Regions from separate parts of the Mus musculus genome. Here all the other regions are linked to region 2. The links are chromatin loops, found by intact Hi-C in ENCODE. Cell type or tissue: gastrocnemius. All regions are shown on one strand. Links, peaks and the distances in the headings refer to the core of each region. The heading gives the core; the rest is flanking DNA. Region 1 overlaps Il12rb2 (interleukin 12 receptor, beta 2). Region 2 has its middle 13 kb from the start of A430010J10Rik. Region 3 overlaps Il23r (interleukin 23 receptor).

Region 1 (5,000 bases), core at 1-5,000, 150 kb after region 2:
AACAAGACATATACACACATCCTTACTCTCAGACAAGAGCATGGTTGCTCTCGGAGGCTGGACTGCCCGGCCCTGCTGCAGGTGACTCTACTGTATGACTTTTTTATTTATATCTTCCAATCTCCACTGTACACTTTCATTCAGTGATTCACATCTTCACACTTTCTTTTTAGTAAATAAAGTTAAACCAGTGAACATTTTAAAAAGATAATTCTTCAAAAACACATTGACTTTCCTTTCTTCACAAAGTTTACTAATGGTAAACACAACTAATAGGAAAAGCGTGGGATCTGAATGTAGAGGGCTGGCTCTGAGCTGTGACTTTATCATCTCTCAGTTCTTGAGGCAAACATTCACTTCTTCCGGGTTTCTGTTTTAAAATTTGTAAAACAACAGAGAGAGAGAGATTCACAGAGACACACAGAGAGACACACAGAGAAAAACAAACACAGAAAGCATGGGCATGGGTGGGCGGGCGGGTGGGGGAGAGGGTGCTTTTCTACGTATAGAAAATGCAATGCTGCTTGAAACAACCATCCCAAGACTTCCAGGAGCTAAACGAGTAAAATTGATGCTTAGGAACTTGAATTAGCCATCTGTGCTGGGAAACCTAGTTCCAAACTGCAAAATTTTGATTGAGATCATTTGGGAACAAACCTACAAAGTAAGCAGAAACTAACTGATATTACTCTCCAGTCTGTACAGTGTTTTGTCCAATGGTCATGGCAAATGAAAGCACAGACTAGGAAGAGTTGTCAGGTCTAACCCTGGCAGTGCCCATGGCTACCTACTGCAGAAAGAAGGCAGGGCTTACAGGTTTTAAGTGACATAGTTTTCTGGGCACAGCTATCCGTTCACGGCAGGAGACTCTGTCCAAGGTCCAGCCAATGCCCTTGCTCTGGTTTCTCACTTACTAGGAGGCCGAATAATGCAGTTTCTCTGCCCAAAGAGTTTGAGCTGACACGAACATATGGCACACGTCAGTTCTTTCACTTTAAGTGAACAAACCAGCTTTCTGATTGTAATTTGGATTTGGAGACATTTAGCACAGGAGGAAGACTGTTCTGGTGTGCTGAGTCAGGACTTCCGCTGGCCTAGTGGCTGCATTCTTACTGTAAATTAATGAGCGCTCAGCTTTGTACATTGCTGTTTCTGGGAGCTTAGTTAATGTAAGATGCAAGTCTGTTGGGGGAAACTCTTTGGTCTCCAAGTACTGGGTGAAGACAGTGCTGCTGGGGAACTCTTGGAGACAATTGAGCATTGTCCTGAAGTCATCTTTTCAGGTATCCATTACAATCAATCTCACTGCCTGTTTGAAGATTGTATAAGCAAGTGCGTGTTTTTAATCATATTCCCCAGTTGTATATGTGTGTACGCGCGCCTGAGCACGCGTTTGTCTTTTTTTTTTAAACAGGATCTCACTGTGCAACCCTAGCTGATTTAGAACTCACTACATAAACCAGGCTGACCTCAAATTTGTGTTAGCCCTCCTGGGATTATAGGTGCGCACCAGCAAGCACCATATTAATAAGCCTGGCCTTTATCAAAGGAGAAAGAGAACATAGATGAAGCAAACGCTGGTGCGGAAACCACCCTCTGGCAGGAAGGGGGCGTTTCGTGAACAGTTAACCTGAGGAAAGACTTGGTGGGGGAAATCAGACAGTCTGTGTTAGATACACTTGTCTTTGAACCTATAGGGCTGGCAAGGAAGGATGGTGTAAGAGACAGCTGAGGGGATGCATTTCTGGAACGAGCGCTTGCTTCCATCTGTAGTGTTTTTTTTTTTTTTTTTTCTTTTCTCCCTCTGCTGTGATGTATTGCTCCTAAGGCCTGAGACAGTGAGGTTCAGGCCACCACAATTTACAGATAGAATTCCCCGTCACCTTTCCAGCCCAAAGTTGCAAAGCACCTTCTCCAGCCCAGAGGTTATGACCCATTCCTACACACAGCGTCAGCTAAGAGCCTGAGTTTAGCAATTTGGAATGGGTGAGAATACGATTTCTTTTTCCCAAGAGCCAAAAGGCTCTGAATCATAGGAGATGAACTCTGAAGATGTACGACTTGCCGAGCCAATTGGCTCTGTAGATAAATGTATTTGCACTCCAGTGGCACTCGTCTGAGACGGTGATAAGGGAGAGAAAGAACAGTTTTTTTTTTTTTTTTTTTTTTTTTAACCATGAGCTTTACATTTCTTGTCATGTTTAGGTCTTCTCATTTCCCATTCTGAGGAGTGAGCCCAGGCTGCTGCGTAATTAGCTCAAGCCCTACCCAGGGAGAAGACATATGAGAGCATAGAACGCCCTCTGGTGGGCAGCGGCGAGCAGCGTTATCTGGAGTGTGCAGCCCTCAATCTTGGTAGGGTTGCTAACACCTGGATCTCGTCTAACAGGGTTGAGTGTGGACCTCAGGCCAATGTCCATACATGATAAGAGCATGCTACAAGACAGTGCCATCCTTTTGATTTCCTTCTCCAGTTTTCTCTCTTCACTGTATGGAAACACTGCAAATGAAGAACACCCTGGCTAATCCTAAGGTAAAGGCTCTCAGAATCAAAAATAAACTTAGGGAACAAAACCTGAGACCGTCTTAACACCTAAACATAAGAAGAACAAAATTTGACATATCTCAGAATGTGACACACTTGATTTGAATTTTTTAGTTAAAAATCTACCAGAGGAAGGCACCTCTGAATGGATAAACTATTTATTATTAAGACTTAGATAAAACCTGTTGTATTTATTTTAAAGTAAAGCTTGACCCCTAGATGCAAACGAGGCAAAGAAGGAAAACTAGGTGGCTGTGTGGCACAGTGGACAGAGTGCTGGCTCTAATGTCAGAAGGGAAAAACTGTTAGAGTTTGGCTAATGTCAAAGAAGAGCAGCCCCTTCCAAAGCTCAGGTGTTTGGACGCATTAGGCACAGTTCTTCTTGCTTGGATTGTTGCTGGTTTTGTGCATGTGTGACGCTGGGGATTGAGTAAGGCCTTGTGCGTGCTAGTATGGGCTCTTCACACTGAGCTGTATCCCCAGCCTCCATGCTCAGTAGGAGGACCTTTGGTTTTCTCACTTCTCTGTGTAACACCTGTTACACAGAGTTCCTTTTCATCACTCTGAGACAGAATATCCCTACTTTCAAAATAAGGATAATAACATCAACTCTTGGCCTCTCCTTTGGCCCTCTTTGAAATTTCTACTGATGTTAGGGCTATATACAAAGTACATAGAATTTGTGAGTTGAAAACTGAATATTGGGTTGGCAGGATTCCTCAGTGGTTAAAGAGGTATTTGCTAGTATGCCTGATGATGTGAGTTCAATTTCTGACACCCACATGGTGGAAGGAGACATCAGGCATCCACACTATGAATGGCACATGCACACAACCTCAAATAAATAAATATAGAAACAACAGCAGCAACAACAAAACCAAAACAAAACCCCCGCACAAACTTGAGTACCTTCATTTTGGAATTCATAACTTATATTCAGCAACCCTAGTACAAAGTGGAGAAATAGGAAGCAGTCATGCTGTTGGTTTGCCTTACTGAGATGAGGGTTCACTGTGTTGCCCAGGATAGCCTTGAGTTCCTAGGCTCGCTGATTGCCCCGAATCAGCGTTTTTAGTAGTCAGGACTGTAGGTGCATCACAGTCCTATTCTAATTTTGATTTAAAATGTTAAGCATCACTCCACGATCTTCCATGCCTCTGTTCTTCCTCCCCTGCAGGCTATCAGCTCACTTGACATCCTCATGGGTTTGAACAAAGCTTGCCTCATCACAGGAAGGCTGCTCTCACTTTCTCTAATTACCTTGTGAATCTTCATGATAGTCTCGTGCCCTGTACATTAGTATTATCTTAAGTTAACTCATAATGAAAGTATGTACGGAGAGGCTAAACACCTTGCTTAAGAACACACGAGGTCCACCACTATTTAGCTGCAACAGAGTCACATAGAGACTCCTGCTTTCTCATTAGGTCAGAGGCTAGAACTCTTGCTAGCCCTGGCATATCCCTCAACTGCCACAGAATGAGTTGAGACCCTGATTCCTCAGGTCAGTGTGGGAAGCCACATGTGCCGTTGCTGAGTGGCACTGACTACTGCTGGCCACCATACATAAGATTGGACAAACAACCAATGTGTACATATGCAGTAAAGTTTTTTGCAAAGACACTGCCTGGCCCAGGCATGATAATGAGGTTCTGTAAGGTACTGAGAGTATAACCAATCAGATGAGGAACATGCAAATGAGGCTTAGTGCATAACCAATCCGGGTATGAGACACGCCTCTCCTAGGCCTATAAAAGCAGCACCAGTTCTGGGCTCGAAGTCTTTTCGCCTCTGCAATCAAGCTCTCCCAATCAACGTGTGCAGAAGGATCCTGTTGCAGCGTCGTTCTTGCTGGTCGAGTCCGGTGCGCGCAAGAGGTCAGCAACCAGCACCCTTAGTGACCCAGAACTCCAAACCCCAGCCATATAGAGAACCTATCTGCTTGTCTGGTCACTGGCCAGTGCTCCTGCTGACCCAAAATTTCACCCCCACCCCCTGTCCCAGGCGATACATGGAGATCACTGCTGCTGATCACTTTTCAGAATCAGAGGCTGACACTCCTGCTAATACTAGTACCTCATCCTCAACTGCCACAGAGTCAACTTGCTTGTCAGATCAAAGGCCAGAACTCCTAATGATCCTGATGCTCTACCACCCCACTACCACAGTACTGCACAGAGATCCCATCAGCTCCTTAGGTCAAAGGCTAGTAGCTCAGCTGACTCTGGCACTCTCTCTCTTTGGTACTACAGGATCACATTGAGTGCTGGCTCATGAGGGCAAATGCCACACTCCTGCTCCTGAGGCATCTCGCTTGTCACCATCTTGCTTTTTGCTCGCAAAAAGCAACCAAAAATGAATAGAAGTGAAATATTAAATAAGGCAAATAATAAGAAAAATCTCAGTGGAAAAACCTCACCCATGGAATGGACCACGTGGAGGACAAAATATCAGG
Region 2 (7,544 bases), core at 1,512-6,511:
TGAGGTATATAGGCCTTGGAGCTGTTTCATTTTGGTGTATGTGTGTTGTTTGATTGTATTTTCAAGGTTCCTTTTAAATAATAAAGTTTATAAGAGAAGATGAGAGACCTTTTAGTGAAAATAGCAAATGTGTGCACTGTGGGACTGGTACCAGTAAGACTTGACTCATGTACCTTGGTATGTCAACACCACAGATGTTTACCTAAAAGTGTGTTTTGTACCACCACTGTGGGCCCTTTCAAATTTCATAAGATATGTATAGCCAGCACCTAGTGCACTGGCTTGAGACAAAAAAAAGTCAAATTGAGTTTTCTTTCTCAGCAGATTTCTCTGAGGGGAGAAACCAAAGCCTCAAAGCCCAGCCTGAGAGCTAAGGAGATGACCTGGGAGGTTAAGAACACTGGCTGTGCCTGCGGAGGACACAAGTTTGGTTCCTAGCATCCACATAGGACAACACGGAACTTCTATAAATCCAGCCGCCCAGGATCCGACATCCTCTGCTGGTACTTACACTCATTCATATTCACACCATTTAAAGACTTTTGAATGAATCTTAAAAATAGAAAAGAAACAAACAAGAGTAAGAAACCAAGCCTGGCATTTAGCCCATGTTTCCAACCCTTTAGATGGGTTATTTCAATTAACTTTCAGAATTAAACCACAAAGAGGGTTAGAGGTATAGCCCATTTTAAGAGGTGCTTGCCTAGCATACACTACACCTGGTTCTGATCCCAGGGCACATACACACAAAAGTAGAGAGATTAGTCTCCTCCAAGGGGGTGAGAGCACTGCCTAACACCACATTAGCTAACACACGATGGTCGTGAGCACAGGATGTCACGTCACGCCCCAGGTGATCTGTGCATGTCTTCATTGCTGTCATTTAATTCTACCTGACATTTCTGTTTACCATTCTGATTACCAAGGGAGATACGTGTAATTTCCTGTCATCCACCCAGTGTTAGCAAAACGTTAAGTCTTGACCATGAAGGAATTGTCTGGATCTACTTGGGGCTGATCAGTAAGTGGCCACTCTTTGCAAGTGTTTGCACAGATGGCTGCCTCAGTACACAGAGGTGCTCTAGCTATAAGGACGGAGGGCATAAAAACAGTAAGCTGGGCTCGGGGCACAGTACACTACTGGGAGAGCGAGGCTTAGAATGTCCAAGGTCCTGAGGTACCTTATGTTTACAATGAGGCAAATCTGGGCAAGAGATAGTCAGGCGTTCAAGGAGCAAACAAGTGGGAAAAGATGGAAGTGTTTGGAGGAGACTCGAAGCTTTGTGTTTCCTCTTTGAATCATTTACTTCTCCAGCTAGTTATTCTTTACGTTGTTTGCAAGGTCTTGTCTTTCCCATTTGAAACACAGTTGGCCAGCAGCTGGAGATGCTGAACACTGGCGTGTATAAAACCCTAGACTCCATTCTCAACAGGTTTAAAAAAAAAAAAAAAGGCTAGTCACTTCTGCTCCAGCAAACCAGGTTGTGACTTCCGGGGCTGCAGTGGCTAAGGACAGTGTTGCAGCAACATAACATAATCATAAAGACCTCTGCCTTTATTGTCTGTTTCAGTCTATGCCACATGAAACCCTAACCAAGTTCTTCCACCAGTAAGCCAGTTAAAACAGCCAAGTTCACAGTGAAAGAGCTGAAAACGGAAGAGGGACAAAGAGAACAGCTGATCAGGATTCCTCTTCCAGAGCCAAACGTGAGGTTAGGTTTAAATTGAAGCCAGAGTTGATAGTTTCCTGACTAAAAAAAAAAACTACAATTCCCAGATTCCCCTGCAGCCGGGCAAATCCACATGAAAGGGAGGAGGGACTATGGGAGGAAAGAGTGCTACAGTCATTTTCACTCCTAAAAAGGGTCACAGCCATCTTACCCCCACGCCCAGGCATTCTCAACCACCCCCGTGGATGTGAGTGAGTGTCAGCCAATGAACACGATCCCACCCGTCTAAAGTCAGATGCCTCTCTTTTTCTGCTTCCCATCTCTTTTAAGCCGCCTTAGAAACCTAACAAGTCATGCATATCTAAGCACTCCTGGTGCGTTCCTGCCCACCAGTAATCAATCTTGTTTCAACTCCATTTTCCTGAAAAGTGCAACTTGTCTGGACTCAGCTATGCTTGCTTTCACTTCCTAACAATCCTGGGACTAAAAGTTGCAGAATGCTGATTTGTGGGATGGTTAAGAGGGAACCTGGACTAAACAACTGAATTGATATGTAAATAGAAAACTGGGCTTTTGTTCTGCATGAGATGAGCTAGCAAAAAGTGATAGCACTTCCTTTTTTTTAAGGATTCTTCTCAATCGAGCAGTGGTGGTGCATGCCTTTAATCCCAGCACCTGGGAGGCAGAGGCAGGTGGATTTCTGAGTTCAAGGCCAGCCTGGTCTACAGAGTGAGTTACAGGACAGTCAGAGCTATCTGTCTCGAACCCCCCCCCCCCCAAAAAAAAAGAGCTGAGCTGTCTAGAGAGTGAACAAATCTTTTAGAATGTTTTTAACAGGATTTCTGATTTGGTCAGAAAATCTATAGAGAGAAACACAGCTCTTTTAGAATTTTTTTCCTAATAGGATTTCGGACCTCAGTCTCAGGAACCCAAACGTAGTCCAGGCTGGTCCTTGGAACACTGTGCATAAGTTGGAACCTGCTATGAAGATTTCAGAGTGCATGTGACTCCTGACACTGTGCAAAAGGAAGAGACGAAAAGAAGAGCAGCTTTTGATGCTTAGAAGAATGGACGGCCCTTGAAGATCAAAGGCACTCCCGGGCTAGCTCCATGGTCAAGGCAGCTTATAAAGGAAGGCATTTAGTTGAGGCTTGCTTACAGATTCAGAGGGAGAATCCATCACAAGCATTGCAAGGAATGGGGTGGCAGGCAGGTAGGCAGGCAGGCAGGCAGGCAGGCAGGCAGGTAAGACTCTGGGGCAGTAGCTGAGACCTTACATCCTAATTCCCAGGCAGCAGGCAGAAAATTTGAGACTAGACCTTGTGTATGGTTTTGAAACCTTAAATCCCACTCCCAATGACATATCTCCTTCAATAAGACCGCACTTCCCAATCCTTCCTAAACTACTCACAAACTGGGAACCAAACCTTCAAATAGGCGAGCCTATGGGGGGTGGGGGGGGGGACAATTCTTATTCAAAGCCCTGCTCCTACGTTATAGGTTTCTGATATGGATCAGGTGAGAAAATGCACGTACTTCCCTCTGTCCGATGCGTCATTAAGTGCCAACTTATGATTGCTTACTTTATAAATGTGTGTGAATTGTAACTAAACAATCTTTAAATATGTGATTGCTAAAAAATATTCTCCCCGAAGTCTGTAAAGGCCACATCGGACTGAAGTCAAACCTACGAATACAAGGTTTGACCCAAGTTCCTCCGTGCTGTGAGAGTTGAGGACAGTTTGCACCAAGGGTCATAGTGCACTGGAACTGGAGAGATCTGGCTGTTTTGTGACTGAAATGCAAACAAATCAAATGATGCCATGTGAGCTAAACCCAGGCTTGGATCAAGGTTGATTATATTCGTTCATTCATTCATTCATTCATTCACTCACTGCAATGCTTTCTGAATGGTTTCTGCTCTGAGGGGTCAGAGTATTTGTGAAGTTCAAACTCCTGGGCTAAAAGTTCAAGCTGAGCAATAAGATTAAGCAAGGATCATGTAGAACCTGTTACCAACCTGTAGAGGGAGCTCAGAGCCAGGCAGAATCTCCGCTAACCCACCTGGCTTGCAAATAGCTCGTACAGGACTGGCCAGGTCTCTTGCCAACAAGTGAGCCTTTGTTTAGGAATCATCATGAAAAACCCAGCACCTAGGAGAAATGAAAGCGAAACCTACAGTGGTGGGACCCGTGTCACCCAGCAGCTGCTACTGAGCTGCTTCGCTCTCTGCAGAATTAGAAACAGATCCTTCTACTAAAGTCTATGACTTAATTTTAAATAAATTATAGAGACTAGTTCAGTACAATGGCCTAATAGGTCAGTGCAGAGCATGAGGTTTGGCTTCTGTGTATCCAGGACTCCCTGAGAGTCTGGAGCTTTGCTTCCAAAGGTCTCTGAGGTCAGAGTGGGGTTGGGGTTATGATTCTGGGGTCCCACTGATCACTGCAGGACCTGGAGTTTGTACAGCTGTACGCCCATAGGTTGCTTTAGGCCGTTGACTCTAGCCACAACTCCTAATAGTAGACAAACATCGCTGCAGCGGTCTGAAATTTGTTATTTTAGCTCTAGTAGGTTCATAGAATCCAGAGGCGACCAAGGTCATAGACTTGGAAGAACATGGTTTCAAAACAAATCCACTTCAACAGAAGCATAAAGCATGATAAAGCAACAAAAAAAAATATACTACAACCCAGGATCTATCATCACTCACTGATGAACCCCCTTTAAAACACAAACGTGGGCTGGAGAGATGGCTCAGTGGTTAAGAGCACTGACTGCTCTTCTGAAGGTCCTGAGTTCAAATCCCAACAACCACATGGTGGCTCACAACCATCTGGATTGAGATCTGACGCCCTCTTCTGGTGAAGACAGCTACAGTGTACTTAAATTATAATAATAAAATCTTAAAAAAAAGAAAAGAAAAGAAAACACAAACTTATTACAGAGAAAGCTGAAATGTCTGAAAAAGAATTTAGAGTTTTACTGTTTAGAAAAACTAGCAATCACATAAAAGATTCAAAGATGCACAAGCTAAAATCTATTCAGAACCTTGACAAGACACCCTTCCGAAGTGAATGTAACAGTTAAATTGAAGGCAAAAGTTCAAAATACGAAATTTAGCAAGGAGATTAAAACATTGAAAGCAAATAGCTTGGGTGTGGTGAGGCACTTCTTCAATGCCAGCACCTAGGAGGGAAAGTTAGGCAGATCTCTGAGGATATGAGATCTCTGAGGATATGAGATCTCTGAGGATATGAGGTCAAGCTCTGAAAGGAAGCAACTGTGAACCAACACTGCTATCCCCTGCAAAGCCATCTTTCCAAACTTACAGAAAGATAACAAGACAAACACAAATTAAGGCAACTCATGAGAACCAAGCCATCCCTACAGAAAGTTCTTAGTGGAGTACTTTACAGAAAGGAAGACGAAACAGAGCCCAACTTCAGATAAATAAACTAGACTTGGAAAGGAAAGTATATACAAAACAGCAACTCAATTAAAATGAGAAGGAAAATGATGTGAACAATCAAATAAAACAAAACAAATGACTAACACATTTACAGAAAAAGCAAACCCTTTTCTTTTTTTCTTTTTCTAAAGATTTATTTATTTATTTTATGTATATGGGTACACTGTAGCTGAAGAGATGGTTGTGAGCCTTCATGTTGGGAATTGAATTTTTAGAACCTCTGCTCATTCTGGTCAACCCCACTTGCTCTGGTCGGCCCTGCTTGCTCCAACCCAAAGATTAATTTATTATTATACATAAGTACACTGTGGCTGCCTTCAGATGCTCCAGAAGAGGGCGTCCGATCTCCTGGTGGTTGTGAGCCACCATGTACTTGCTGGGATTTGAACTCAGGACCTTCAGAAGAGCAGTCAGTGCTCTTACCTTCTGGACCATCTTGCCAGCCCCCCAAACCCTTTTCTATAATAACTTTAAATGTAAGTGGTCTCAACTTATCACTGAAAAGATACAGACTAATGGATTAGATTAAAAAATAAGAAACAGGGGCTGAGAGATGGCTCAACGGTTAAGAGCACTGACTGCTCTTCCGAAGGTCCTGAGTTCAAATCCCAGCAACCACATGGTGGCTCATAACCATCCATAACGAGATCTGGTGCCCACTTCTGGTGTCTGAAGACAGCTACAGTGTACTTACATATAATAAATAAATAAAATTTAAAAAAAAAAGATTTATTTATTTAAAAAAAAAAAAAATAAGAAACAACGACTGTATAAGGTATCCAACAAACACACTTAACTGGTAAAGATACCCCAAACTTAACATCAAAGGATGAAAAACAAACTATAAGAAAATGGAAAACATAAACAACTTGCATAGCTATTTTTTTATCAGACAAAATAAATCTCAAACTAGAGCTAATTAGAAGAGAAAGGACATTACATATTAACAAATGGAACAATTCATTAAGAAGATATAACAATTATAAACCTTCATGCACCAAACATTGTAACTCCTAATTTAATAAAAACAAACACTAAAAGACATAAAAGACCACAAAGATCCTGATACAATATAGAGGGAAACTTCGATAGTCTATTCTCATACTTAGATAGGTTTTCCTAATTAAAAACAAGTAAAGAAACTTTAAGGCTAAAATATACTATTGGTGAACTGGAGCAAGTAAAAAAATGAGATAATTGTTTGTATCCTATCAGACCATGGTGCAATAAAAATAAGAGAAACCACAAAAATACTGAAGAGTGAACAACATATGAACAGGGAATCATCCAAAAAAATCAGAGAGAAATAAACAAACAAAAATTTCTAGAGACAAATAATAGTGGAAACCCATCCTATCAGGACCTCTGAGATGCAGCCAAGGCAGTCCTATGAGTAAAGCTTATAGAGATAAGGGCTCATATTAAAAAAATCATGGGGTTGGAGACATGGCTTGGAATTTAAACACACTGACTGCTCTTCCAGAGGTCCTGAGTTCAATTCCTAGCAACCACATTGTGGCTCACAACCATCTATAACAGGATCCAATGAGTTTTTCTGGTGTGTCTGAAGAGGGTGACAGTGTACACACATACATTAAATAAATAAATAAATAAATAAATAAATAATCATAAAGAAAAAAATCTGAGTAATATCAAATAAATATCATAACAACCTAATTACATACCTCAATTCTCTTGAAAAGACAGTTAAGTAGCCTATCTGGAACACAGTAGATAGCAAAAAGCAATAAAGATTAAGGAAGAAATTAAAAAGATGGATATTAAAAAGGACAATAGACAAAATCGCCTAAAGAGTTGGTTCTTTAAAAAAAGATTTACAAACCACATAGTCATTCAATTGATATGGAAAAGGCATTTGAGTAAGTCCAACATATCCTTATGATAAAAGTTCTGGAGACTTTGGGAATACATGGAGCATACCTCAAAATAATAAAGGCTACACAAAACAAACCTCTAGGCAACAGTATATAAGATGGACAGAGAGAGAGAGAGCATTTCTCTAAAATCACAAACTAGACAAGGATGCCCACTCTCTTTCATTTGATATAGCACTAAAAGTTTTCACTATAACAATTAAACAAGAGAAAGACATGAAAGGGGTATAAATAGGGGAAGATGTCAAACGATTTGTTTCTAAGCAACATGATTCTTTATGTAAAAAACCCTAATAAGATTACTAAGAATCTCTTTGACCTAATAAACACTGAAAAGTTGCAGTATTAAAAAAATTAAAGGGGGAAGGGTATGGGGAATTTTTGGGATAGCATTGGAAATGAAAATGAAGAAAATACCTAATTAAAAAAAAAGAAAAAAATTAAAGTTTTAAAAAGGTACTATTTTATTTGTACTAATAGTGTACTCTCAGAGAGAAAAATATATTA
Region 3 (5,000 bases), core at 1-5,000, 270 kb after region 2:
CACCTGAACAAATTAAAGGAAATCACAAAAGTAATATTTGCATTATTTCTAATAGCTTTGTATATTTGAATATTTTTCAACCTTCCTGAATTTCAGCTTCCCCATCTATGAAGTAGATTCATGGCATTTATCTCAACATGTTGCTCTTGAGATTGACAGATGATGTATATACAATCCTAGCACATGGTGGGTAGGTAGCATATTTTTAAAAAGACATTTTTGGGACTTGAGACCCAGAGCCTACTGAAATGACAATGTAATCACCTCACTACTACAGCAGACAGGCACCTCTGAACGATTGCTTGCATTCAGTGTAAGCACATTTTGAATGTATTTTCCCATAGAAAGTAAGTAGTTGTTGTTTTTCTAAGAAATGCTGACACATTAGTTTTGGTGTGGAAGTTATCTGCTGAGGAACTGAGGATACCTCAGCGAATATACATGTGTACATACTTACATATATAGATAGATACATACACGTGTGTGTGTGTGTGTGTGTTTGCACGCACACACTCGAGAGTGTGAGTGTGTGCATATGTTTACCTGAAGCAGGATGTCCTCTGAAGATTGTAGCACTGAGCATCTCCATCTTCTGAGGTTCGTGGGATGATTTTGCTGTAACCTGGGAAACTTGAAACAAGAGTGTCAGCATTTTAGGTCTTAGCATTCAGATGGCTCATTCTCCCGAGACAGTCTTCTCTTGATTGGAAATGATTAAACTTAATCATTCTAATAGGTTCAGAGGGTGAAATAAAGTAAGGTTTCAGATGTGTACATTTTCTTATTTCCTTTTCAGTGACTACATCTCAAAAGAGGAACTTTTGCAAGGACAGTTAAAAACTACACCAGGCTTTAAAATACCAATGTGGCTAGCAATTTCTCTTGGTTTCTAGGCAACAAATACCAAGACAATACCAAGATAAAAATTCCACCCAGCCACAAAAATGCACAATAACTTGTCCATGCTTGGTTTCTTCAAATTGGTGATGCTAAGAAACCTAAGCTTCTTTGACGGTTTAAATTGTGTCACCTCTGCCTTTGGACAGTCTCTGGTTTGGCTGCACTAAGATGAACATTTTTGTAAGTGGATATTTTGGGTTGCAATATAGAGGTGAGATGTCACTAAGAATTCTTCTCTTCTGCTTTCCTGCTCCTGTGGTTCTTGGCCAGCCCTGTCTAGCCATTACACTTTCAGGGCTCCAGTAATGAAAGCTTCAGAATTGGGTGGGGTAAGAAGGCTTGGCAGTTAATTTACTTTAAGTCTGAATTCAAAAGCATTCCAGAGTAAGCTCGCCCATCTCCTGCTTCCTAATCATGGGAAGCAGCCAAATGTGACTTCATGGCCACAGTCTTCAGCCTTGGCAGAAGACAGCTCTGAAGGAGGATCTTAGTCCAGCATCCCTCAGCTCCCAGCTATCCAGCTACTCCAGTGTCACTTTTCAATCTCAACCTTCTGAAAAAGTGTCTTACACAGCTCGAGCTGTTCCTGTTGTCAAGGCTTATGGGATAAAGTGTGGGTCATGGGATACTTGTTTAAAAAATGGACAACGCATATTCAAATAAAAAATTCCTGTATGGACCTTTACAATCATTTGAAAAAAGCTAATTGTATGCTGGCAACATAAAGGCAGGTTTTCTGTAAACTACGGGCTGGGGGTTTTAGAAGATGAAAGCATCAGGAAACTGTAAGGACTCTCTTGTGTTTTGACAGAAAGAGGAAAGTATTTCCTGTGAGTTATGGCAATGAGAAATTGTTTTGAGCTTCTCAATATTTGCTAAGTCTCTTCTGAACCCTAGCAAGTGATTCTACTAAATTCTAAGTGGTGAAGGTTATGTAGTCATGGCCAGCAGCCAGGTTTGCTCATGTAGGAGAGCAGTGGTAATTCTCACTACTCAAGAAGGACTTGCAGCCACATGCTTTCGGAATTTTAAAAGCAGATATAATACAACATTAAAATGCAGAATAATTTTCCCTTTGGCAAATGCAGAGGTTTACAACATACATGGATGTTATTTTTATTTTTACTTTTATTATTTGAAAACTATCATTTTTATTTAAAAATAATAAATTGTGCTTTTTATTACAATATAATATAATTTTGTTGTATAAACTTCAGTTGCTCTGGCAATGAAAAGGTTATGGGTTACTGACTTATATGATATGGAAACAACTATATTTCACATTTATTAGCATTAATGAGTAGATACAATTTTCCTTTGGAGTCTGTTATCATAGCTTCAAATCAATGAGTTACACACATTTAAATTAAACTAGTCATTTAAAAGAAGTGCCTAATTATGAGAGGGTATTTTTACCAAGAATTAGATATCTGAATAAAATAACTTATAAACAGAACTATTAGAGAAGAAATCGTCTATGACAATTTTCTTTTAGCATAGGACTGAAATGAAGCCACACGTTTGCCATGTTATACTGTCACCAAGTGGCTAGTTGGTTTCTTTATAAATCATACTTAAATTTTTTTTTTTTAATTATAAAAGCAAAAGTTATGGTGATGGTATTGTAACAGGAAACAGAAGTGTGAAATAAAAATAACCCAACTCTGCCCTCTTAATTCACCAGCTATTAGTATTTTTAGTACTTTTAGGTATTTTAACATATGAAAGCACTCACAAATAGGAAGCCACACACAGACTCTTTCACAGGTGTAAAACATTTATGTCAGCTTTAACCACCAGGCCATAGCTAACAAGCTGGAAAATCTCATGCTATCTCTGTTATCTCTTTATTACCTGTGGGATTCTGCTAATAGTGGGACAATTCTGTCCTTCAGTAGAGTGTTACGCTGGATCACAGGATATATTTGAGGATATTCAGAAACCCAGATAATTCCTAATTTGGAAAGATTTTTTTACGTAGTTTACATATACTGACATGGAAAATAAGAGTGATCCTCCTAGAAGGCAGTGTGTCTGGAAAGAAGTTAGATTGTTTTCAGTAAGAATAGTTCCTTATCCTTAGGCAAAAAGCAGAGCATAGATATACTATTTAGCCCAACAAATACCAGGCTAAATTAACCAAATCTACTCCAAAGGACTGGTTTTGAGAAAATGTATTCTATTTGTTTCTTAGTGTTTGGTGCCAAATGATCTCCTTGGCTGTTCATTTTATGTTCCCCTCTGGTAAAGTGTCATCACTGTGAAGCAACTGTTCAGTGCCTTCCAATGTGTTTCAGGTGACATAGTGGCCCTCACATGCTCTCTGCTGAGCTTCACAATCATGTGAAAAATTTCATCATAACTAAGAATTCTGTCTACTGAATGATTGAAAGAAGACTTAGACATGGCCACTGACTTACTAATGTCACCTAAATGTCAGTTGAAGAGTGGAACTTCTTGCCTAGTTTTTAGATTTACTTTGTACTGGTCACTAGTCTCATGAGCTTCACTTTTGCATCAAGACAGCTCAGGGTGGTAGACCCACCAGCAGTCTGGCCCCAAAAGAGAAGGCATTGCTTCTCTGGGGACAAGTCACAGTGTATTAGCACTGCCTGGCCTCACAGGGCTCTTGATCACAGCACAGTGTGTATTATGGAGTTAGAGCACTGAGCAGTGAATACTTCAATCTTCAGACTGGTTATTTTCTCCAGATGTTTTTCTTGATCATTCAGTAAACACACTAATTATAGGAGGCGTGGAAATTACAGAAGATTATGGAGAGCATACAGGATTTCAAAACGTAGAGACACTTATTGTAATAGTTATTAACTATAGTTCCCACATCAGTATCCTATTGGAGACCATATGCTTTGACAATGTCACCATGTGTCTTTTTCATTCAGCATTATATAATGAGCACTGCCTCATTACAATTACTCAAAACACACTTATGGTTTCTTAATACTGATCATGATCATACAATACAGTATCAGTTCAATCACAATCCTGTTGGGAAATTTTTTTTTTGAATGCAAACTGTTGACATAACTCCACGAGTTGGAATTACATAATCCCAGACAAATCATTAATTTTCCTTGTGACTTGTGATCTTCCCAGTAAAACTGGAAATCAGCCGTGCTTTGCTCAGGAATTTTTATGACTTGGTTACTGTTCTATTGCTGTGAAGGGACACCACCATCAAGGCAGCTGATAAGAGAAAACATTTAACTGAGGAGTTGCCGACAGTTTCAGAGAGTCCTTATGGGAACTATGGTGGCAGGCAGCCAGGTATGGATCTTAGAATAGTAGTTGAGTGCTCACATCTGACCTGCAAGTTGCAGGTACAGAGGAGAGACAGAGAGGAAAGAAAGAGTCAGATAGCTCTGGGTTCACCTCTTCCTTTAGAGGCCACACCTCTAATGCACAAACAATCCCAATAACTGGAGACTAAACATTCAAACGTAAAAGCCTATTGAGGCCATTCTCATTTAAACTACCACAATGAGACAGTTTTTCTAAAGCACTAGTGCTATGTTTTACATAAATTAAAGCCTCAAAAATTTTCTGTTGCTAGGCGGGACTTTTAAATAGGTGTCAAATTCTTACTATTATAGTTAGCTTTGGGAAAAATGTCATTACACATGGATATCCTTCTCTTATCTGTTGATTATTTCCCATATACTTCAAGCTCCATATCTCTAATATTTTTCAAGGCAGTGTTTCTATAAGTGGGTTTCTTTTGTCACAAACATTTATGAGGTTGTTTTTCTTACTTCTTCCTTTGTCAGTCTTTGTGTCAGCTAAGGACTGCATTATAAGAATTTAGATCAGCACAAGCCATTGGTGTTAAACGGGACCTCATAAAATTGCAAAACTTCTGTAAAGCAAAGGACACTGTCAATAAGACAAAAAGGCAACCCACAGGTTGGGAAAATATCTTTACCAATCCTACATCTGATAGAGGACTAATATCCAATATATCAAAGAATTCAAGAAGTTAGACTCCAGAGAACCAAATAACCCTATTAAAAAATGGGTTAAAGAGCTAAACAATGAATTGTCAACTGAGGAATATCGAGTGGTGGAGAAGCACCTAAAGA

The links. Hi-C counts contacts between places; a loop is a spot of excess contacts. Peaks named below come from ENCODE experiments on the same cell type or tissue, not always from the same donor. Only the 100,000 strongest peaks of a DNase experiment are listed, where the experiment ranks them.
Region 1: it touches region 2 in a loop (5-fold over the local background); 16 of 42 quality-filtered maps call a loop at or near these places.
Region 3: a loop joins it to region 2, with 7 times the contacts of the local background. A loop is called at or near these places in 16 of 42 quality-filtered maps.

The regions. Positions count from the first base shown.
Region 1 is chr6:67,316,412-67,321,411 of GRCm38, forward strand. All of the region lies in intron 8 of Il12rb2 (interleukin 12 receptor, beta 2), which reads right to left. Among named protein-coding and RNA genes, the nearest start is that of Serbp1, 52 kb to the left of the region's middle. In gastrocnemius, for the core only: a CTCF peak has its summit at 2,311 (motif pointing left); DNase peaks (open chromatin) are centred at 853 and 2,299; H3K27ac peaks cover 319 bases.
Region 2 is chr6:67,166,674-67,174,217 of GRCm38, forward strand. No RefSeq gene overlaps it. Among named protein-coding and RNA genes, the nearest start is that of A430010J10Rik, 13 kb to the left of the region's middle. In gastrocnemius, for the core only: a CTCF peak has its summit at 3,692 (motif pointing right); DNase peaks (open chromatin) are centred at 1,879 and 3,740; H3K4me3 peaks cover 1,334 bases; H3K27ac peaks cover 1,184 bases.
Region 3 is chr6:67,434,062-67,439,061 of GRCm38, forward strand. It overlaps Il23r (interleukin 23 receptor), which reads right to left. Exons shown (of 11, transcript NM_144548.1): 8 at 544-630. Among named protein-coding and RNA genes, the nearest start is that of Il23r, 55 kb to the right of the region's middle. In gastrocnemius, for the core only: a CTCF peak has its summit at 2,431; no DNase peak of the experiment used is centred there.